Linked DNA regions of Homo sapiens: region 2 is linked to region 1. Evidence: read pairs that join two places in POLR2A ChIA-PET (ENCODE). Cell type or tissue: A673. All regions are shown on one strand.

What was found. ChIA-PET counts read pairs that join two places held together with the same protein. Peaks named below come from ENCODE experiments on the same cell type or tissue, not always from the same donor. Only the 100,000 strongest peaks of a DNase experiment are listed, where the experiment ranks them.
Region 2: POLR2A ChIA-PET joins it to region 1 with 6 read pairs; 2 of 35 experiments call an interaction of 5 or more read pairs at or near these places.

Annotation. Positions count from the first base shown.
Region 1 is chr1:6,561,316-6,565,315 of GRCh38, forward strand. The region is part of intron 1 of TAS1R1 (taste 1 receptor member 1); the gene reads left to right. Among named protein-coding and RNA genes, the nearest start is that of TAS1R1, 8.0 kb to the left of the region's middle. In A673, no CTCF peak of the experiment used is centred here; no DNase peak of the experiment used is centred here; H3K27me3 peaks cover 2,172 bases.
Region 2 is chr1:6,035,760-6,039,759 of GRCh38, forward strand. It overlaps a transcript of KCNAB2 not described here. Among named protein-coding and RNA genes, the nearest start is that of KCNAB2, 8.1 kb to the right of the region's middle. In A673, CTCF peaks have their summits at 115 (motif pointing right) and 325; a DNase peak (open chromatin) is centred at 1,742.

The DNA of each region.
Region 1 (4,000 bases):
GTATAGAAACAGCACTCTTCTCCTAAGAAGATGCGCAGTCCACCTTTTTCGGCAGTGAGGAGATCTAAACCTCAACAGTTTTGAAGTGACGCTACTGCTAAAGAGTCTATCTGGGGCCGGGCACGGTAGCTCATGCCTGTGATCCCAGCACTTTGGGAGGCAGAGGCGGGCTGATCATGAGGTCAGGAGATCAAGACCATCCTGGCTAATATGGTGAAGCCCCATGTCTACTAAAAATACAAAAAAATTAGCTGGACATGGTGGTGGGCGGTGCCTGTGGTCCCAGCTACTTGGGAGGCTGAGGCAGGAGAATAGCCTGAATCTGGGAGGCGGAGCTTGCAGGGAGCCCAGCTCGCGCCACCGCACTCCAGCTTGGGCAACAGAACGAGTTTCCGTCTCAAAAAAAAAAAAAAAGTCTATTTGGGATTGGAGAGTAAGGATGGATTCAGCTGTCTTACAGGCTGTCCAAGAGATCTTTTGAGAGACCGTGATAGTAGGACAGAGAGGTGGACAAGGGTTGGGGTGATCAGGCCCAACACCAGGCCGTGGGGGCTACGAGGTCCAGTGGAGTTGAAGGAATAAGAAAAGACAAAAGAGAAAGTGGGACCAGGGGGCCAACTGTAGTATGGAGGCTGTGAAGGCCCCCAGCTCTGGGAGCCCACATTATTTATTGGTGATCAAACAAAGAAACAGGTGGTGAGGATGTGGGGGTTGAAAGGAAGCACTGTATCAAGTGACTGAGCTGCAGCTGTGCCGGTTTAGCATTTTCTTTGAAACATATGGCTACTTGAGATAATGGGAGTGCTAGAAGCAAGGAGCCAGCAAGTCTAGACACACTCCAAAGGCCAGGAGGGTTTTTTTGTTTGTTTTTGAGACGGAGTCTCACTCTGTTGCCCAGGCTAGAGTGTAATGCCGAGATCCCGGCTCACTGCAAGCTCTGCCTCCCAGGTTCACATCATTCTCCTGCCTCAGCCTCCCAAGTAGCTGGGACTACAGGCGACCGCCACCACGCCAGGCTAATTTTTTGTATTTTTAGTAGAGATGGGGTTTCACCATGTTAGCCAGGATGGTCTCAATCTCCCAACCTAGTGATCCACTCGCCTCGGCCTCCCAAAGTGCTGGGATTACAGGCATGAGCCACCGCGCCTGCCCAGGCCACGGGGGTTTTAGACCCTGGACCCTGGGCATGTTCCAAGACTCTTTTACATTATGTCAGACATGCAAACCCTGCCTCAGCTCCTCTCCCAACACTCAGCTTTTCTCCCAACAGACAAGCCTGCTATCCTTGTTCCTGTTGCGGTGGTAATTCCTAGTCCTATAAGCAGGGGTGTTAGCTGTACGGCTCTGCGTTGACGGACTTGAGCTTTAATAGGGATTGGTAAACTCTGATTTCCAGGGGCAATGTCAATTTTGGGGCTTAAGAAGACTAGGGTGCAGGTGCCAGTCCAATTGGTAGGGAAGCAGACATAGGTTGAGGTTCCACACAAGAAAAATGTACCTTGGCTGGGCAGAGAGAACTGGTTATGTATATTGAAAAAGCACGTGAGTTTATTGTTTTCATCCTCCCACCTGCCTAGGGTGCTTGCTAAGGCGGCTCCAGTGAGTGGCTGAAAAGGAGTTGCAGGGATAATTGGAGAGGCTCCTCGTGTTTTATTCTCCCACTGGAGCAAGAATCGTTTTGTGTCTACCAGGAGCCATTTGGAAGAGTAATTGAAAGAGGGTATAAGGAGGCATTTGGCAGGGAGGGGAGCTGTGCTGCAAGAGGCCCATGGGTGAATGGCCATACAGCCTGTATGTCTGCCATTACAAAATCTTGATTGTTTAGTAAAGAGCTGGTGGTGACTTTTAGGGGTCCTGAAAAGTGGATGAGTTGTTTAAATTGGGCCGTTTGGGTGACCTTAAAATTTTGGTGGTCATTTGGGGCTTGAAGCTGTAAGGTATGGTTACATTGATGGGACAGTAGGTGACCTAAAGTCAGACCTGAGGGCAGGTTGCATTGGATACACACAGGGGCTTGGAAAGTCAGACCGGTGCCGGCGGCCACAGGGCCGTGAATGGGCTTGTCATTACTTGTATATTGGGTAAGGCTGGAGATATAGGAGCGTAAAAGTTGTACTATGCGCCGTGTCAGAGTGTTTTCTGTCGTATCTATGATAGAAAATTTAGCCAATGACTGCATGTCTAAAAGTTGTAAGGGGCTTTTTCCTTCATAACGGGGGTGACAGTTTAACTTAGTAAGAACTCAGTCTTTTGAGGGAATGGGGGTGGCAACATAGGTGGTAGTTGATAGGGAGATAAAGAGCCAGCAGTCTTCTGCTAGGATGGGGTTGGGCTGGTTTAGTGGGGAGGGAGTTAAGCTAAGGGTCTTGTAGAGGTAGCTGGGTACTATTGGAAAGGGGAGGTGTGGCTACGTGGGGCAGCCAAGGGATTAGGAGCGGTAGATAGGCAAAGAGTAAGTAGGAAAGTAAATAAGTGTGTTTCATCTGGGGAAAAGTCACACAGGGTGCCTTGAAAGGGGAGGTCATCTATCCACTCTAAAAGAGAGTCGAGAGTGGGAATTTGGGGCTGAAACCAGGAGATGTCTTGGCAAACGGAGAGGATGAAGAGGGTGAAGTGGCAAGGTAGGCAGGAACAGGGCATTTGAGAGAAATCAGGAATGTACTTGGGATTGTCAGGAGGAGAAGGAGGAGTCTGGGTATTGTTTAAGGGTCTCCTTTAGGGACGGGCATGAGGCAGAGTTTAGTTGGGCCAAGGAGGGAACTGGAGAATCGGCGGAAGGCGGCGGGTGGGTCACTTGTAGGCAGACTAGTCGTAGGAGCCCTTTTTAATCTAGAAAGTTGGTACCAAGAAGCATGTCCTGAGAGTTTGGCTGCGGTGGGGATTGTGAGGATGACTTGGAAAGGGCCTTCCCACTTAGACCTGGGGCTGGTTGGGTTAAGAGTTTTTAAGAAGACATGTTCTCCTAGAAGGAGAGTCTGGTCGTGGAGGCTTCATGGGGTTTTGGGAGGGCCTGGTCGGCTTGTTCGTGGAGAAGATGGTGGATGAGAGAGAGTGTTGGGAGGTATTCTCCTAGCTGAGAGTTAGAAGGGGGCCTGTTTTGTAAGAGGAAAGGGCGTCCATACGTTAACTCAAATGGACTGAGGAAGGAGGGTGCTTTTGGGCTGGCTCTGGTGCGGGCTAGGGCTATGGGCAGAAGGGAGGTCCAGGGTTTCTGGACTTCAAGAGTGAGTTTGGTTAACTGAGTTTTAAGGATGCCATTTGCCCTTTCAACTTTTCCTGATGACTGGGTTCAGTATGGGATATGGAGGCGCCACTGGACGCTGAGGGACTGATAAACCTGTTGGGTGATTTGGGAGATGAAGCTAGGGCCATTGTCTGATTGTATGGAGCAAGGGAGATCAAATCTAGGGATGATATCTGCTATAAGAATTTGGGCGACTACTGCGGCCTTTTCTGAAGAGGTCAGAAATGCTTCTACCCGCTCAGAGAAGGTGTCTATAAGAGTAAGAAGAAATTTTGTCCTCTTGACGGGAGGCAAGTGGGTGAAGTCTACCTGCCAGTCCTCCCCTGGGAGTGTTCCTCTGAGCTGATGTGTAGGGATGGGGGGAGCGGAGCGCCGCTTGGGAGGAAGTAACAGAATATACGACAGTTGGAGGTTATGTCTCTTAGTGCGGTGAATAGGTGGGGGGAGGAGAAATAAGGGTGAAGGAGTAGGTACAGGGGGCACGCACCGATATGGAAGGATTAGTGAGGAGATGTTAGAATTTCTATGAATAACTTCAGGATTGAGGAGAGGTTCATGGGAGATATTAGGGAAATTAGACTGCAGGTGATTAAGCATCTCAGTACGGGAGTGGGTGGGAGGAGAGGAAGATACTGCAATTAGAGATGCAGGGTTAAGGGGAGCACTTTTGGAGAGACAGAACTCAGGGTTTTCAAGAAAGAGAGCATGAAGTGGTTGGATGCGGGATGGAGAAAGGGCACTTAGTGCTCGGGAGGA
Region 2 (4,000 bases), 530 kb before region 1:
AGAGGGGGTGGGGTCTGCAGCATGGGGACGGGGTTCAGAGCCACGAGATGGGTGGAAATCTGAGGGGCTTTGTGGGGATGGAAAAGAATATATTCAAGAGCTGAGCAAGGGCAGCCACTGGAGGACAGCGATGAGCAGGAAGAAGCCCAGGAGACTGAGAAGGAGTGGCTGGAGGGATGAGAGGGGAGCGTGGAGTCCTGGGAGCTGGGGAAGCCGCAGGCAGCACCTCTGTCACCCCGATACGATGGGCACCGCTGGACCTAGCAACGAAGAGGTCACCGCAACCTTGGCAAGTGCAGTTTCCACGGAGTGGTGAGGGCAGAGGCTGATTGGAGTTGGTTTATAAGCCGGAAGAAGAAGAGGAATCGCAGATAAGTGAAGGAAAACTTTTTGAGGAATTTTCTCAAATGGAAGGCAAGAAACAGTGGAGAAGAAAGTGGGTCTAAGAAACTGCTTTTTTAGGCCGAGTGAGGTGGCTCACATCTGTAATCCCAGCATTTAGGGAGGCCGAGGCGGGCGGATCACTTGAGGCCGGGAGTTGGAGACCAGCCTGGCCAACATGGTGAAACTCCGTCTCTACTAAAAATACAAAACTTAGCCAGGCATGGTGGTGCACGTCTGTAATCCCAGCTATTTGGGAGGCTGGGGCATGAGAATCGCTTGAACCCAGGAGGCGGAGGTTGCAGTGAGCTGAGATTGTGCCACTGTACTCCAGCCTGGGTGACAGAGTGAGACTCTGTCTCAAAAAAAGAAAAAAGAAACTGTGTTTTTTGTTTTCTTTGGAGATGAGAGAAATAATAACTTATTGGGTGCAGCTGGCAGTGCGTCCTGAAGAAGGAGGAATGGGCTTGGGATGCCCTTGAGTGGGTGTGGGGCTGGGGACAGCCATGTGACCATGGACACTGTGGGGCCGGTTCACTGGGTAGCCACAGGAGGGAAGGCAGGTGGCTTTGAGCACAGATCGTGTCGCTGTGTGTGGAAGGTGGCTTCTGATTGCTTGTGTTTTCTCAGGGGTCTGGGAAGCAGCAGTGGCAGCTGAGGGTGGGGTGGGAAGGGAGGAGCAGCGAGGTGTCCCCTGAACCTGGGAGAGAGGATGCCGTAGAGCAGGTGCCCATAGACTCTTTCTGTAAAGGACCAGATAGTAAATAATTTAGGCTTTGCCAGCCAGCCAGTCTCTGTTGCAGCTCCTCAGCCCTGCCCTTGGAGCCCAGAAGCAGCCTGAGAGGATTCGTAAACAGGCATGGAGGTGTTCTAATGAAACTTTATTTACAAAAATAGGCAGCAGGCTGGCTCTGGCCTGCTTAGACTCCTGGCCCTCAACCTCGCCTCTAGGCCAGGGGTCTTCAAAGCATGGTCCCTGGGCCTGCAGCATCAGCGTTACCTGGAACTTGTGGGAAATGCAGATTCTTGGACCCCCACCCTATGTTCATGGAGCCAGTGACTCAGTCCCTGCACTGTTTTCCAACCCAAGTTGAGTTTGTGATTCCGGAATTCTGGAAGTTAGCTCAGCACCTAGACCCAAGAGAGAGTGAAGTGTGGGGTGGGCTACATGCCCTGTTAAAGGCACAGGCATCCCAGCCCCCATCCCCTTCTGCAAGGCTGTGTGAGGACATCCTGCCTCCCGTGGGCCGTGTTTGCTTATGCAGCATCCATGGGAGGGCTCCCTGGGGACGGGCTGTGGTGATGACTCTGCTCTCAGCAGAACCCTCCACTCTGAAGCCCTGGTTTCCTGTCCACGTCCCTCAGCTACTCAGGGGAGCCTGGGGGCAGGAACTCCATTGCTTGTAGGGGAGCCTCCCACAGCAGCAGGGCTCAGCCAGTGTTCCATGCAAGAAGAAATGCACTGTCCTCCGATCGAAAGCACAGCATCTTTAGGAGTTTAACGACAGTTTTTTAACGACTTTAGTGAGATGATTTGATTTCCTGCCTCTGAGTCATCTAAGAGCAAAATGCGTGAGCTGCTAATGGGCTCAAAGAGAGGCTGCCTTTGAGGCCCCTCCAGCCCCCCAGTGCTGCAGGGATTCAATCACCCCAAAGCCAGGTAACCAGCCTTGGCCTCCCAAAGTTCTGGGATTACAGGCATGATCCATCGTGCCTGGCCTGAATGAGGGTCTTTTTTTTTTTTTTTTTTTTGAGGCGGGGTCTCGCTCTGTCACCCAGGCTGGAGTGCAGTGGCGCGAACTCGGCTCACTGCAAGCTCCGTCTCCCGGGTTCACGCCATTCTCCTGCCTCACCCTCCCAAGTAGCTGGGACTACAGGCGCCCGCCATCACACCCAGCTAATTTTTTTTGTATTTTTTAGTAGAGACGGGGTTTCACTGTGTTAGCCAGGATGGTCTCGATCTCCTGACCTCGTGATCCACCCACCTCAGCCTCCCAAAGTTCTGGGATTACAGGTGTGATCCACCATGCCTGGCCCAAATGAGGGTCTTTAAGAATAAAACTCCAGGGGATCGTCACCAAGCCCCACCACTTCCTCTGAGGTTAGCATAGTGCTGGATCTTCTCTGCATCTTCTGTCCTTGTTTTTGGTTTTCATTTTGGTTTACTTGAAACAGGATCTTGCTCCATCACCCAGGCTGGAGTGCAGTGACACGATCATAGCACTCTGCAGCCTCAATCTCCCAGGCTCAAGCAATCCTCCCACCTCAGCCTCCCGAGTAGCTGGGATTACAGACATGCATCACCACGCCCAGCTAATTTTTTTATTTTTTAATTTTTTTGTAGAGACTGGGTCTCTACAAAACAAATGTCTCTGTGTTGCCCAGGCTGGTCTCAAACTCCTGTGCTCAAGCAATCCTCCTGCCTCGGCCTCCCGAAGTGCTGGTATTCCAGGCTGGTCCCATTTTACCAGCAGGTCTACACATGTGCTCACATCGCTCACTCAGAGGAGACCTCCGTTATTAGGGGGACCTAGACCTGTGCTGCCTTGACCCCAGGGACAGAGGTTGTTTGGGAATCCCCTCCCTTACTTTGATTTCTTCCGAGGAAGCCGGCTTCCTGGTGACGGGAGGTCACTGTTCTGGGGAAAAAGAGTGGGAAAAACAAAGCCAATCAGCCACTTGGCTAAGTGTCAGGTTTCCCAACAACTTCATGGGTTGCTGTGGATGGGCGGGGCTGTTTTGAGCCCAGACCATCCCTTTGCCTGTGGGTGTGGGACCACGTGATTTTGGATCAGGGGTCATTTGTCCTTCCAGAAGCCAAGCCCTGTTCCAGGCATGGGGGTGCAGCAGTGAGTGAGACCCACAGAACCACTGCCCTCCTGGAACACACCCCCCCCAGAGAGGGAACTGGGGCACCACAGACCCGTGTGCAGGCAGCAAGGGCGTGGTGTCGGCCGGGGAGCAGCAGGGACCCCTGAGCCCCACAGTCGGGGCTCATGGCGCTGAGAAGCACTGCAGCAAGGGCGCAGCCAGTAGGAGAGGAGCCGCAAGCGCAAGCATCCGCAGACAGTGTGAGCTCAGCGTGCTGGGAAGGCGGGGGCCTGGGTCAAGGGCCAGGCGGCAGAGCATAGGGGCCTGAGGGGGCAGTGCCTAGGAGTGGGAGGAAAGAGCATGGGACCAGATTCACTTTGGAAATAGAAGCCCCCAACCAGCAGCCAGCCAGGTGGAGGAAGGCGTGCAGAGCTGAGAGGGTTCAGGAGGCGGTGGGGGGAGCCACTGGGAGGGGACCCAGGGGTTCAGGTGAAAGACAGCAGTGGCTCAGCCCAAGGGTGGCAGCCAGAGATGTGGGTGGACGGCTGGATATTGGCAGCCATACTCATTATCAATGCTGCTGTAACAGCTCATCACAAACCCTGCAGCTTCCAACTGCCCAGAGTGAGATCTCCTGGTTCTTGTGGGTCAGGCATTGGGGCAGAGCAGGGCTGGGTCTGCTGTTTTGGGACCCCTGAGCTGCAGTCGAGGTTCTTGCCGGGACTGGGCTCACCTTGGAAACCTCTGGTAGGAAAGGATCCACTTCCAGGCTCCCTCGTTCGTTTGAAGGACTCCTTTCTTTGGGCTG